4 separate regions of the Mus musculus genome follow, and all the other regions are linked to region 1. A link is a loop called in an ENCODE intact Hi-C map of the cell type or tissue named here. Cell type or tissue: left cerebral cortex. All regions are shown on one strand. Each heading gives the region's core, and the rest is flanking DNA. Links, peaks and the distances in the headings are about the cores only. Region 1 overlaps Rps6ka5 (ribosomal protein S6 kinase, polypeptide 5). Region 2 overlaps Ttc7b (tetratricopeptide repeat domain 7B). Region 3 has its middle 2.6 kb from the start of Gm10433. Region 4 overlaps Ttc7b (tetratricopeptide repeat domain 7B).

Region 1 (3,343 bases), core at 398-2,897:
AATAATAAATAACCTATAGAGTAACCCGTATCTTTTCAGTAAGGCCCCACGTTGCTCTTTCTTTCCATCTTTCTAGCTTCATACGTTTCTTGTGATGGAACTTCTGAATGGCGGAGAGCTGTTCGAGCGCATCAAGAGAAAGAAGCACTTCAGCGAGACTGAGGCCAGCTACATCATGCGGAAGCTTGTGTCAGCTGTGAGCCACATGCACGATGTAGGAGTGGTGCACAGAGATCTGAAGCCTGAGGTGGGCCTCTGTGACCTTGGACAGCTCAGCCTGCTCTCCTTGTTCGCTAGCCTTAGAGTAGCTGTCAGCCTTTAGGACGCTTGCTATTTCTCTTGGGCCACTAAGTAAATCCTGGAAGATGTTTCCTAGGATTTTTTTCTTTCTCTTCTCTTTTCTGTGTCAGTCTAAAATAAATTTGTTCTTTTTTTCCCCTCTTGCCAGCTGATCATCTTGAGGTTATATTTGTAAGTGTGAGAGCCTTTTATGGGAAAAATGCTTCATGCAACAGTTGTATACTAAAAATAGCGATGGAAAATTTTGTAGCAAAAAATAATAAGCACTGCTATATGTATTCCATCTTGGGGAGTTTGTTCGTTTGATAGTGTATTTTGAAACCTTAATTTTCACATTTTTAAATCAAATTGATAGCTCCTAAACAGTAATGTATGGGATTCTGTTCTACATAGTTACACACGAGGCCCTGCCTTGGTTTAATAAGCTGTCCTATCTATATGTGCTTCAGTATGCTCACGACTGTGGTATTTATAGACCTGGAGAGCAGTGCAGAGCAACAACTTTTTATATTTCCTTAAGAAGGCTAATTAAGAAGGTTTTAACTCAGAATGATCCATTTTTAGTATCAAAAATATGAAAATTCCTCTCTTTTTAAAAATAAGTAATAATGAGCTTGGAAAACAAAAGCCAATGACTTTTTTTTTAAAAATTATCCTTTACCAAATGAGAAATTATATATATTTCTGCTCTAAAATAGGATATTATTTTTAGTTTCTATGTGATCATAATATATTTTCAAGTCTATTTAAAATATTAATGGGCTTGATGTTCCTTTTTTATTAAATCAAAAAAGAATATTTCTGTAAAAGCAATTTTTTTAATCTTGTGCTTAAATTATTTAAAAATGTTTTAAAAAGATGGGCAGTAGAGGTACATACTTTTATCCCAGCCCTTGGGAGGCAGAGGAAGTGAGATCTCTAAGTTCAAGGCCAGCCTGGTCGACAGAGTGAGTTCAGGACAGCCAGGACCACACTGAGAAAACCTTTCTCAAACAAAATTGATATTTTAAAAGTGGAAACATAGGGCTGGTGAATTGGCTCAGAAGGTAAGAGCACTAACTGCTCTTCTGAAGATTCCTGAGTTCAAATCCCAGCAACCACATGGTGACTCACAACCACATGTAATGAGACCTGATGCCCTCTTCTGGTGTGTCTGAGGACAGCTACAGTATATGTATTCAAATACAGTTCTCTGTATCTGTGGAGGATTGGTACCGAAGCTCCCTATGGATATCAAACCTCTTACATGAAATTGAATATTATTTTATTTTCATATAACCTACGTGATCCTTTCGTATACTTTAAATCCTCTCTCTAAGTTATTTATGATATCTATTTTGATGTAAATGATAAATATGTATATTTTAGGGAATAATCACAAAAAATCTTTTCATATTCTGTACAGTTTTGAAGGGGTTTTTGTTGCTTTTTTTTGTGGGTAGATTGTTTTGTTTTGTTTTGTTTTTTTGTCTGTTTGTTTGAAGTTTTTAGTGGGTAGTAGTTTGAACCCACAGTTGTGATCCTCAGGGGTACAGAAGACAATTGATTTATTCCTTTAAAGGTTTTAAATTTTTGAGTACTTTATTACTGTTCTTCCCATTGCTAGTAATTAATCAGAAGTGGCTTGTGTCGTAGGAACTCACAGCTCTGCTAGCTCCCCTCGGCTTCCTTCATCCCAATTCTCACTCTCCTACGTAACACCCACTGAAAACATGGTGCTCTGGGCTCCGAGATGAGCTGTCTAGTTTAAATGTGAGAGCACACTACTTAAACGTTTGCTTGATAGACAAGGAACAGGCATGTAGTTTTTTAATGGAAAAGATCTGTTCCATGACTGTATAGAACTCATTTTCACATGTTTTATTCTTTGATAACTGGCCATCTGTCATCTCATGGTGTCTCGAATGAGGCACATGTCCTCGGCAGCAGAATTTAAATTTGTCTTCTTCCTTTCCTGATCAAATAGATGCTTTTGTAGCTTGAAGTGAAGCAGAAATGTCAGATTACACTATATGTTCTACCATCATTTTATTCTTAAACTGGGTTTTAGGAAAGTAAAAACGTACCTTTGAACTAGCACTTTCCTAACTATAGCTCTCACTTTGACTTTTAAATGGCAGAGTATATTATTTCCAAACTAAAAGTTGAATCCCTTTCCTAGGCAGCATTTTAGTTGTGACTGTTTAGATAGTTAGATGGCGTTCTTTTTCTACATAGACAGAACTCTAAGCTCTAGGTGAGAACCAGACAGATTTAGAAGCTGACTGGCATTCTTAGAGGGCTGCTTGGTAGTCTTCATATTGATCCTCTTAAAGGATTAAGAAAGTTCTGTATATGATAGTATTTTCAGGCAGAAACCGAGATGAGGATAGAAGTGGCTCAACTGTTACTTTTGTCCCTTCCTGGCCATGCACACACCCATGTGGAACTGTCCTGATACTTCCCTTGCTACCCTGGGGCAGGAGGAAGTAAGCAGTAAGCTCTGGTTTTACGTGTTCTATGAGAGGAGGGTTAGAGTCGCCAGTGTAAAGGGAATGCCCTCACTTCCTCCAAGATGACCAAAGAATTCCTTCATTAGTCTTAGTGGAACAAACCCGTTCTTGCCAGAGCCTTGACAGGCCCTGTGGAGATGGAGCCAAACGTGCTTCTGGTAAGATGTGTAGCACACCGCCTGGCACTGCACAGAGAACCTCTAGTATAATTGCTGAAGGACCGATATGTCCCAAGAAAACACCCATGATTGGTGACCTCAGTCGTCAAAAATCAAGGTCTGAGCATTGTATGATAGAAAACTATTTCAATTTTTCCTTTCTTTGTTTTTTCCACCCCCTTCTTTTTTTACATTAAGTTTTTCTGTTTTATAATTTCATAACTGAGTACTGTCTTTACATCATTTGCACTTACCTTCTCCCCACTCCACCTACCCTGCCCCCTCACTCCTGCTGGCTGCTTGAGATTAGGTAATCTGTCAGGGTTTATCCTTGGAGAAAACCGAGTTTCCCTTTCTGGGCAGCTATTAATTGCCTGTAGCTGTTCATCTAAG
Region 2 (2,500 bases), core at 1-2,500, 220 kb after region 1:
TATTCAGACTCAGAGCCTGTGGAAGTGGGTGTGCCGCGGGGACTGACCTCAGATAGACCGGCGACTCAGCTATGACAGAGCAGCTTGGAGTATGGGGCTGCCCCTGGGTAAGCCAGCTTCACTCACAGGGTCTGATAGGACTTCTGAGATGTAGTAAGTCCCCTCACGCTGCGCCTCGCTCCCTTCCTTCCCTCTGGCGAAGGAGAAGCCGTGCTGAATCTCACATTTTCCCTGTCACAGTTTGATCTGAAAATAAAAATCATTTTTACTTTAAAAATCCTACTCATCTCTATAAGCAAAAATGGGAAATGGCAGTCTTTATCTCCCTGAAAAGCCCCTTTCCCGGCCCCTCGATAGAATCAGGACGTGGGAGGCGTGGCCCTCTAACCCAGCCTGCAGCAGGTACTGCTCAGCTGGTTGCCCCCGTGGAGCCCATCTTTTGCCTGTCCCCCCTTTAGAAGGGAGAAAATAAACCATCAGCTTCCTCGTTGCCAATTCCCTCACTTCTCCACACCTCTCCCACCTCCCCACATTTCCTCCCACTTAGCAACCAAGAATATTGAATGTGCAGAGAAAAAAAATAGCAGAATTGGAAAGCCTTTAAAAATACCTAACCAAATGCCTGTGACCATATTCTTCTTTCCTTGAAAGATCTTTTAGGGACAGAGCAGGGTGTTCCCACCCTGGGGTGGACATGAGCCCTCCCAAAGCCCTGGGTATGGGTGGAGACAGGACAGCCATTATCAGAGCTCCCTGTCTGTTTCAACTTCATTTTCTCAGGATATAAATAAATGTTTCTCCGAAACCCTTTACCACTGCACAGACGTAGGCATGCCTGAGCAGCTGGGATGAGAAGTGACCCTGCCTAGGGCATGTAGCATGCACAAACAAGGCTAGCTCTGCAGTCGGCACACTTCACAGCCCCCAGATGCAATACCACAGGACCAACAACAAACAGCCTCCAGGCTCTTTAGGTCATATGGACTTTCACACAAGAATCATGGTACGTGAGAAGCATCCTTTACTAAAAATAAAATAAGCTGAAATTTGAGCAGGAAGGTTTTTACAGGGAGCAGTTGGAGTCCAAAGGGAGTAGATCTGTGCCAACCCCCTGACTCTACTGCCCTTGCCTCCATGTGCTCAGTGTGGCCTCTTTGCTTCATCTGTCTGGGTTCCCCATCGTCCCCGAGGCCCTTACCGGTCATCCTGAGGCTCAGCACGGGCCCTCAGGGCACTAAGAGGAGCTAGAGGAAGACATGGGCCAGCCTGAGAGTGGCCAATGAGAGCAGCCCCTGACTGTATGTTCTCGGCAGCTCTTTCCATCTTTATTTTTGCTTGAGGGAAATCTCAATAGAAGCGGGTTGCAGAGCTGAGCTTGGACAAGTTGTACCAATGGGGCTCCACCTGCGCTTGGAGGACACAGTTTCTGCTTTGAGCAGTGGGTGGACGTTCTCCCCAGGGTACATTTGGGGAAGTGCTGTGGTTTCAGATTCTCTTTTCCTGGGTCTGAATGTTTTCCTGCATTTAAGATAGGGATCTGACTTGCTCGTCTTCTCTCCCTTAGTAAAGAACAAAGCCCTCTCAGTTCTTCTCCATAATGACTTAGCCACTCAGAACAGCGTGAACCTGACCAGACTCTCACCAGAAAGGTCCCCATGGGCTCTCAGCATCCCAAATCGCATCATTTCAGCCGGGGCTGATAGTGATCGCTTTCACTGAGAACTTCTCTGTGCCAGCACCAAACTGGGCCTCTACTCCCTATAAGCCTTGCAAGACAGCTACTGTTGCCCCAACTTTAGAGGAAATGAAAAGCTAAAGGAGAGTGTGCAGCATACCCAAGTTTTCCAACTTTGATTTGAGTGGAGTTACCATCAAACAGGAGGCTGTCTGACACTAAAGCTCTCTCTGTGACAGCATACTGCTTCTGTTGATGACAGCCAGATCCTCCTCCTCCTCCTCCTCCTCCTCCTCCTCCTCCTCCTCCTCCTCCTCTTCTTCTTCTTCTTCTTCTTTCTCTTCCTCCTCCTCCTCCTCCTCCTCCTCCTCCTCCTCCTCCTCTTCTTCTTCTTCTTCTTCTTCTTCTTCTTCTTCTTCTTCTTCTTCTTCTTCTTCTTCTTCTTCTTCTTCTTCTTCTTCTTCTTCTTCTTTTGTCAGTCACTTCTTTCCCACCTCTGATCACTGCCACCTGAACCTTCTCTGTCATTAGCCTTAAAATGACATCCTTATGATTGGAAAATCTTGTTTTCTTCCTAACTCCTATGTCAATCACTTACTAACAAACAACATTTAAAGCTGACACACACTGTTGCAGGTTTTCTTTACTTTAGGCCTTCTAATAATCACCAGTGTTTTGGTAGGGCTTTTTTTATCTTACAGAATGTGTTCTCCTTCTGCCTTCAGAAAAGCAGAATGAATGGGCAAGTGCCATGTTGGATCAACTCTTCTTACTGCTCACAACTCTTCTTACTGACACAAGGCTCAGACACAGTGAAAGCTTGTG
Region 3 (3,343 bases), core at 470-2,969, 380 kb after region 1:
TCCAAACGGCCGCGCTGGAAACTATTTCTCTGCTCCAGAGATAGGGGCAAAACAGTTCGCCCCACAGGCGTGCTACGAGAATTGGATTTTGGTTGTATCAACTTATTTGCCTTTTTAAAGCAAATGTTTTGTGTGTGCATCCGGTTTTCATCCTTCTCTGATGCCCACTCCCGCTACAAAAGAGAATGTAATTATCCAATAAAAGTCGTACTTCAGGACTTAGCCTCTTTTCTGTGGTGAAAGAATGAAAAAAAAAAAAAGTTCCCTGGTTGGATTAGAATTCTGGAAAACGGAAAAGAGGTCAGGGTTGTTTTAGTTCAGTGCGTGGTGATATCTTGGTTTTATTTGAGGTGCGTAGGTGCGCATTCGGTGGATCCTGGATATCCAAAGGTGAATTTTGGAACGCCTTGGTTGTGGGTGTTGCCATGGCTACTGGGAGAGGGGAGGCAGTGAATTGTTAAGACCAATAAAAGCTGACAGGGCCTGGCCTCTCTGTTGCCTGAATTCTTTAAATTGACTGCCCTGGTTTGTGTATCCAGGTTTTCTCCATTCCTGTACCCCTGCAAGATTCCTGGATTGATCAACATCTACTTACATGGGTGTGTCAATTTGTCTTTGACTAACAAGAGTACACACACTAAGTGTAGATTTTTCCGATTAGATAATGCATCTAGAAGCAGTTTTTTCTTTCTTTCTTTTTTTTTTTTTTTTACTACAAGCCACACACTCTGATTTGCAAGTTATTGCTATTCTTAATCTAACTAGTTTTGAACAACTGTTGACTTGCATACCTTTTAAGAATATGTAAACCATCACCTTAACTGAGTGCCTATCAAGACAATGCCAGAGTGCGCTGAGCTCATGGACGTTGCAAAAGAAAGAAACTTGGAGCTTTGCATAATCTCTACATAGCAACAACCACTCATATCGCTAACAGACAGTATTTCAGCGTTTGGCAGCCGGTGCTAGGAGTTTTCACTTGCTTCGAGAAATAAAGCCGAGAAGTCTTCAGGGGCTGGATTCCTTCAGTGGTTTTGTGATAAATTTATCTCACACAGTTCTGAGGATTGCATGATCTGTGAATGTGTCAAGACTGCAAACTGTAGAACCATGGATACAAGGTCAGGCAATTGCTAAGTACTTAACCTGTACTCTCTGACCGTAAGAGAGGAAGACTGTCCATCCACAGATTGACTCATATCTAAAAGAAACCTTAAACAATACTTTTAAGGTTTATTTGTGTGTGTGTGTGTGAGTGTTTTGTTTGCATGTCTGCCTATGCACCGTGTGTGTGCCTGGTGTCCTTGGAGGCCAGAAGAGGGCTCCAGATCGCCTAGATCTGAAGTTTCAGACAGTCATGGGCTGCAGTTTAGGTGCTGGGAATCAAACTGGAGCCTCTGGAAGCAGACCAGTTAAAAGCAAGTGTTCTTAACCCACACGCCATCTCTCTAGCCCTGACACTGCTTTTCTTAATGTAAGTATGTTTAGGATAGTCTTATACAGAGTTGGTATGATGGGCTCATAAGGCAATTATTACAATGTCAAACTTTCCTAGTTTTACCATTGGTTGTGTCTGATAAAGCCCACCCTCTGTCCTAGGTAAACCAGACAACGAATCTCCTTTGAACTGTTTCTAATGCCTTAAGATGAATAGAAAACATCCAATGCCTTAAGATGGGAGGATGAAGGGCTGGAGAGATGGCTCAGTGGTTAAGAGCACTGACTGCTCTTCCAGAGGTCCTGAGTTCAATTCTCAACAACCACATGGTGGCTCACAACCACAGCAATGGGATCTGATGCCCTCTTCTGGTGAGTCTGAGGACAGTGACTGTGTACTCACATACATAAAATAAATAAAACCTTTATTTAAAAAAAAAAAAAAAGAAAGAAAGAAAGGATGAACAGAGTGAAAACAAAGACAGAGTGGTTTGGGTTCCTTTCTGGAGTTTGATGGGCACGAGGAAATAAATGCATTTCTAGAGTCAAACGTAACTTCTGTCTGCTGGTTTTCTTTCTCAGTCCCTGCACATAGTTTTGGGCTTTAAGGTTCTTAAATTTTTTTTTCCTGTTAAATTGCTATTTTTAGTCTATTTAAGATAAGGCTTTGCTATATAGCTTATGCTGCGTGAAAGTTTCTGTATAAGAAAACCTACAGAACTAATACTTCTATATTAGTGGCTTGGAATTCTTCTGAGTGGCTGGGATTATGGGTATGGGCTTTATGCCCGACTCTTGTAGTCATTTCAGAATCCTGCTTTCATAGATTGGCCTACTACACCTCTCATGCTGGTGGGCTTTGCTGCTGGAGTCACAATTCATGCAGGCAGCATTTAGAGTTCGGTAAAAGGCAAAGCGCATTTTCTGTCCTAGTTCGTGGAGCCTCTGAATTTTCTCCATGGAGTCCAGGTTAAGGACAATTCACTCTCCGCTTCTCCATTGCCGTTCTGGCTCCACTTTTGTCCCCTTCTGTTTTCTGACCTCTCCAGCCTTCAGTTCAACAAGCCACCACTGCTTTCTGTATTACACGCCTGTCTGGTTTTGCTGTAATCTTGCTTAGTCTACAGCAGATTGTCATGGGTTTAGTGCTTTTTTAGGAAGGGCAGACGTTTATTTCTCACGGTTCTGTGGCTGAGAAGTGCATCATCAAGGCAACATCAGACTGGAGTCTGGCGGAGGCTCCTCCCGCTAATACAGTGCCTTTCTGTTTCATCCTCATAGGGTGTGAGGTCAAAGGCCAGAGGGACACCGATGCTCTGCTTCATGTGGCAGAGGAGATGAAAGGCCCAGGCAGCTCTGACGCCTCTTTTATAAGGAAGTTGAACCCACTCACCAGGGCACAGCCCTCATGACTAATCACTTCCCTTTTTTATGGTATAAGTTCCAGCATAACTTTGGAAGGGACACACAGTCACGTTTTGGCACATTCCCATCCCTGGTTCTATCTCATGCCCTTGGTTTAATCTGTAGCCCAGATAATCAACCACATCTACCTGGATCATTGCCCTGCCCAAACAGGGCAGGCTCATGAATTCAAATGTGAGATCAGCTCACATCAACACTCCCCTGACCCCACCCACTGGCTCCCTTAACACTTATTTCACGTCTCCTGTTCCCACATTCTACGTCTATTATGGGTAGCCAATTACTCATTCATTCAGTGAATATTTGTGATACACCTATCAGGAGTGTGGCTCTGGACTGGAGACCAAGGGCATGAGAAGCATAACGTGCCTGGACCTTGGTTTTTAACGGACTCTTACTAGTTGGAAGAAAACTAAACGGAAGTGGCACATTTTTTGCAAGGTGGGAGACAATGGTCACCACTTCAGGTGTCTAGAAGGAG
Region 4 (2,500 bases), core at 1-2,500, 130 kb after region 1:
CAACTGGGCACTAAGTGTTCAGACACATGAGTCTATGGGAGACATTCTTATTCAATCTACCACCGTATCAAAGAGTTTCCTGGACACCAGCAAATGGAACCTATTTTCTGGGACCTTTGGCTCTCTGCCTCGTCTTTGAGGATGTCTACAGTAATGCTGACACTGTATAGTGCCTCAAGCAGGCCCTGATGCCACTTGTTTTTTTGTTTTTTTGTTTTTTTCTGCACTGTGTGGACTTCCCACAGTGGGAAAGGATTTCCGTGGCTTTAGTTCCTTAGGGTACTAGTTCCCACAGCTTCCCACCCCTAATTTTTATAGCCTTTAAGCATGTAGTTGACACCTCATGAGGCGGTGCTGGATATAGAGGCACACAAGCATTGAGAATGGCCTTTATAGCCATGTCTCAAGAAGTAGACCTGAAGTAACTGGCAACTGGTAATGAGGAATCCACGACCTGTCTGGGGAAGAGGTAAGGCAGGCTTGCCCTCTCTGCACCCGTAGGGAGCTGTTACGGTAATTTAGTGATCTATAAGTGTGGGCATCGCTGCTCCAGCACTTGCCTGGAATGGAACGCGTTAGCCTGCTTTCTGCCTTTCCTAGCTCACATGTCAAGTAAAATTATATTTTATGAGAAAACACCAGAGCCCCAGGCTCCTCCAGAGATGCCTCTTTTGTCTTTATGAGAAGACAGCAGAGGCCCCAGCCTCCTCCAGAGATGGCCCCTTTTTCTTTCTTTCTTTTCACATTGCTATTTTTTCTCTCCATTCTTGTTTTGCAGAAATATTTTTAGCCAACAGTTAAAATTGTAGAAGGAAAAGCTGAGCTAAGGCCCAGAAGATGACAGCAACATAATTTATGACTTTTTAAGGTATTATTAGAACTTTTTGTTCAAAGAAGAGAAAGAATTGCCCCTTGTCTCCCAGGTACCTGCATTTTTATTGATATGACAGCAGTTGCTGTAGCTCTGTCCTCCAAGATGGAAGCCTGTGTCTGTGTGTTCTTGCAAAACCCTGCGTCTGACGAGAAGGTTTAAAGATGATGAGTTAGTGTTTGCAATTGGCATTTGGGTTTTCACCTTCCTCTCTATTTTAGGTTTCCATTCTCCGCCGTTAGACACAGTGTGTTTGGTAGTTCTCTGAGCTGGCACGAACACACTGTACCTTTCTTCTGGATCTTTTCCTTCTGCCTCCCTTTGGCATCATTTGTATCCTCTCTGTCTCTGAGTGGCTGGTTACTTTGAATCTTGAAATGACTTCACTGATTATAATTTCCAGCCCTACTCCTATCCCCAGGCCACTGCAGATGTCCTGTTGCTACAGCTTTTCTTTTAGTAGAAATTTCATATAAATGGAATCACAGGATATATAGTCGAAGTGTTCTACTTTCAGTATGGTTTTTTAAATTTACCTGTATTTTTAGCATATATCAAAAGGGCATTCCTCTTTGTGTGTATGTGTGTGCATATGTGTGCGTATGTGCGTGTGTGTGTCCAATGCTCATATATTTGTGCATGCCTGTGTGTGTATGTTCATGTGTGCACTCGTGTGAATGGGTATGTATGTGCACATGGGTGTGCTTACAAGTAGAGGTCGGAGGACAACCTTGAGTATTGTTCCTTCAGAAAGTCTCTCAGTGGCCATGGAACTTTGCCATGTAGGCTAGGCTACCTGACCTGCAAGCTTCTAAGGATCTGCCAGTCTCTTTCTCCCATCTTACCATTGCTGGGTTACAGATGAACGCCACCATCCCTGGCTCATTTTATGGTTTGGGGCAGGGGGATCTGAACTCATACTTGTGAAGCAAGCACTTCATCTCCCACCCTAATGGTCATTTCATTATCTTGAGCTACATGTTCCTATCCGTTCACCAGCTAATGGGCATCCTCCTGCCGCTTATGGCCACTATAGACAAAGCTGCTGTGAACACTGTGTTCAAACCTTGCAGAATGTTGCCACTCCTTTGTGTTGATTCCTAGCTAAGGAATTGGTAAGTTTGTTTAGCTTTTTAGCAAATTGATCATCTCTTTGCCAAAGCAGCAATCCCATTTTACATTTCCATCAGCAATTAACAAGGGTTCTGGGTTTTTAATGTTCTCTTTAACACTTGATGGTGTCAGGTCTTTTATTCAGATCCATTGTAATACATTTGTCATATATTTCCTTTTAGTGTGTGTTACCTAGAGAGTAACAGCATCAGCAGCTTTCACCTGCTTATCAGCTATCCCTTTGTCTTCTGCAGTGACGTATCTATTCACAGGTGAAACATCTAAGAGCTTTTGCTATGCGCATACTGTGTGTGTATGTTCATGTGTGCACTTCTCATACTGTGTGTGTATGTTCATGTGTGCACTTGTGTGAATGGGTATGTATGTGTACATGGGTGTGCATGCAAGTCTGTCTTCCATTTGGTTTTCTTATTGAATGGTAAGAATTCTTTACACAGTCTGGATATCAGATTGACATTTTATGAGTGTTGTCTGTCTGTGACTTATACCTTCATT

What was found. Hi-C counts contacts between places; a loop is a spot of excess contacts. Peaks named below come from ENCODE experiments on the same cell type or tissue, not always from the same donor. Only the 100,000 strongest peaks of a DNase experiment are listed, where the experiment ranks them.
Region 2: a loop joins it to region 1, with 7 times the contacts of the local background. A loop is called at or near these places in 4 of 42 quality-filtered maps.
Region 3: a loop joins it to region 1, with 6 times the contacts of the local background. A loop is called at or near these places in 3 of 42 quality-filtered maps.
Region 4: a loop joins it to region 1, with 6 times the contacts of the local background. A loop is called at or near these places in 5 of 42 quality-filtered maps.

What each region holds. Positions count from the first base shown.
Region 1 is chr12:100,567,733-100,571,075 of GRCm38, reverse strand. It overlaps Rps6ka5 (ribosomal protein S6 kinase, polypeptide 5), which reads left to right. Exons shown (of 17, transcript NM_001330702.1): 13 at 77-247. Among named protein-coding and RNA genes, the nearest start is that of Ttc7b, 49 kb to the right of the region's middle. In left cerebral cortex, for the core only: a CTCF peak has its summit at 1,436 (motif pointing left); DNase peaks (open chromatin) are centred at 1,333, 2,034, 2,503, 2,896 and 1 more place; H3K27ac peaks cover 2,500 bases.
Region 2 is chr12:100,351,222-100,353,721 of GRCm38, reverse strand. All of the region lies in intron 16 of Ttc7b (tetratricopeptide repeat domain 7B), which reads left to right. Gm51958 (a long non-coding RNA gene) reads right to left here. Exons shown (of 3, transcript XR_003950124.1): 2 at 48-246. Among named protein-coding and RNA genes, the nearest start is that of Gm51958, 3.1 kb to the right of the region's middle. In left cerebral cortex, for the core only: no CTCF peak of the experiment used is centred there; DNase peaks (open chromatin) are centred at 418, 804 and 1,423; H3K27ac peaks cover 2,176 bases.
Region 3 is chr12:100,183,679-100,187,021 of GRCm38, reverse strand. No RefSeq gene overlaps it. Among named protein-coding and RNA genes, the nearest start is that of Gm10433, 2.6 kb to the left of the region's middle. In left cerebral cortex, for the core only: a CTCF peak has its summit at 1,784 (motif pointing left); DNase peaks (open chromatin) are centred at 946, 1,354 and 2,673; H3K4me3 peaks cover 306 bases; H3K27ac peaks cover 2,148 bases.
Region 4 is chr12:100,436,719-100,439,218 of GRCm38, reverse strand. All of the region lies in intron 5 of Ttc7b (tetratricopeptide repeat domain 7B), which reads left to right. Among named protein-coding and RNA genes, the nearest start is that of Gm36375, 57 kb to the left of the region's middle. In left cerebral cortex, for the core only: no CTCF peak of the experiment used is centred there; DNase peaks (open chromatin) are centred at 150, 693 and 1,142; H3K27ac peaks cover 2,500 bases.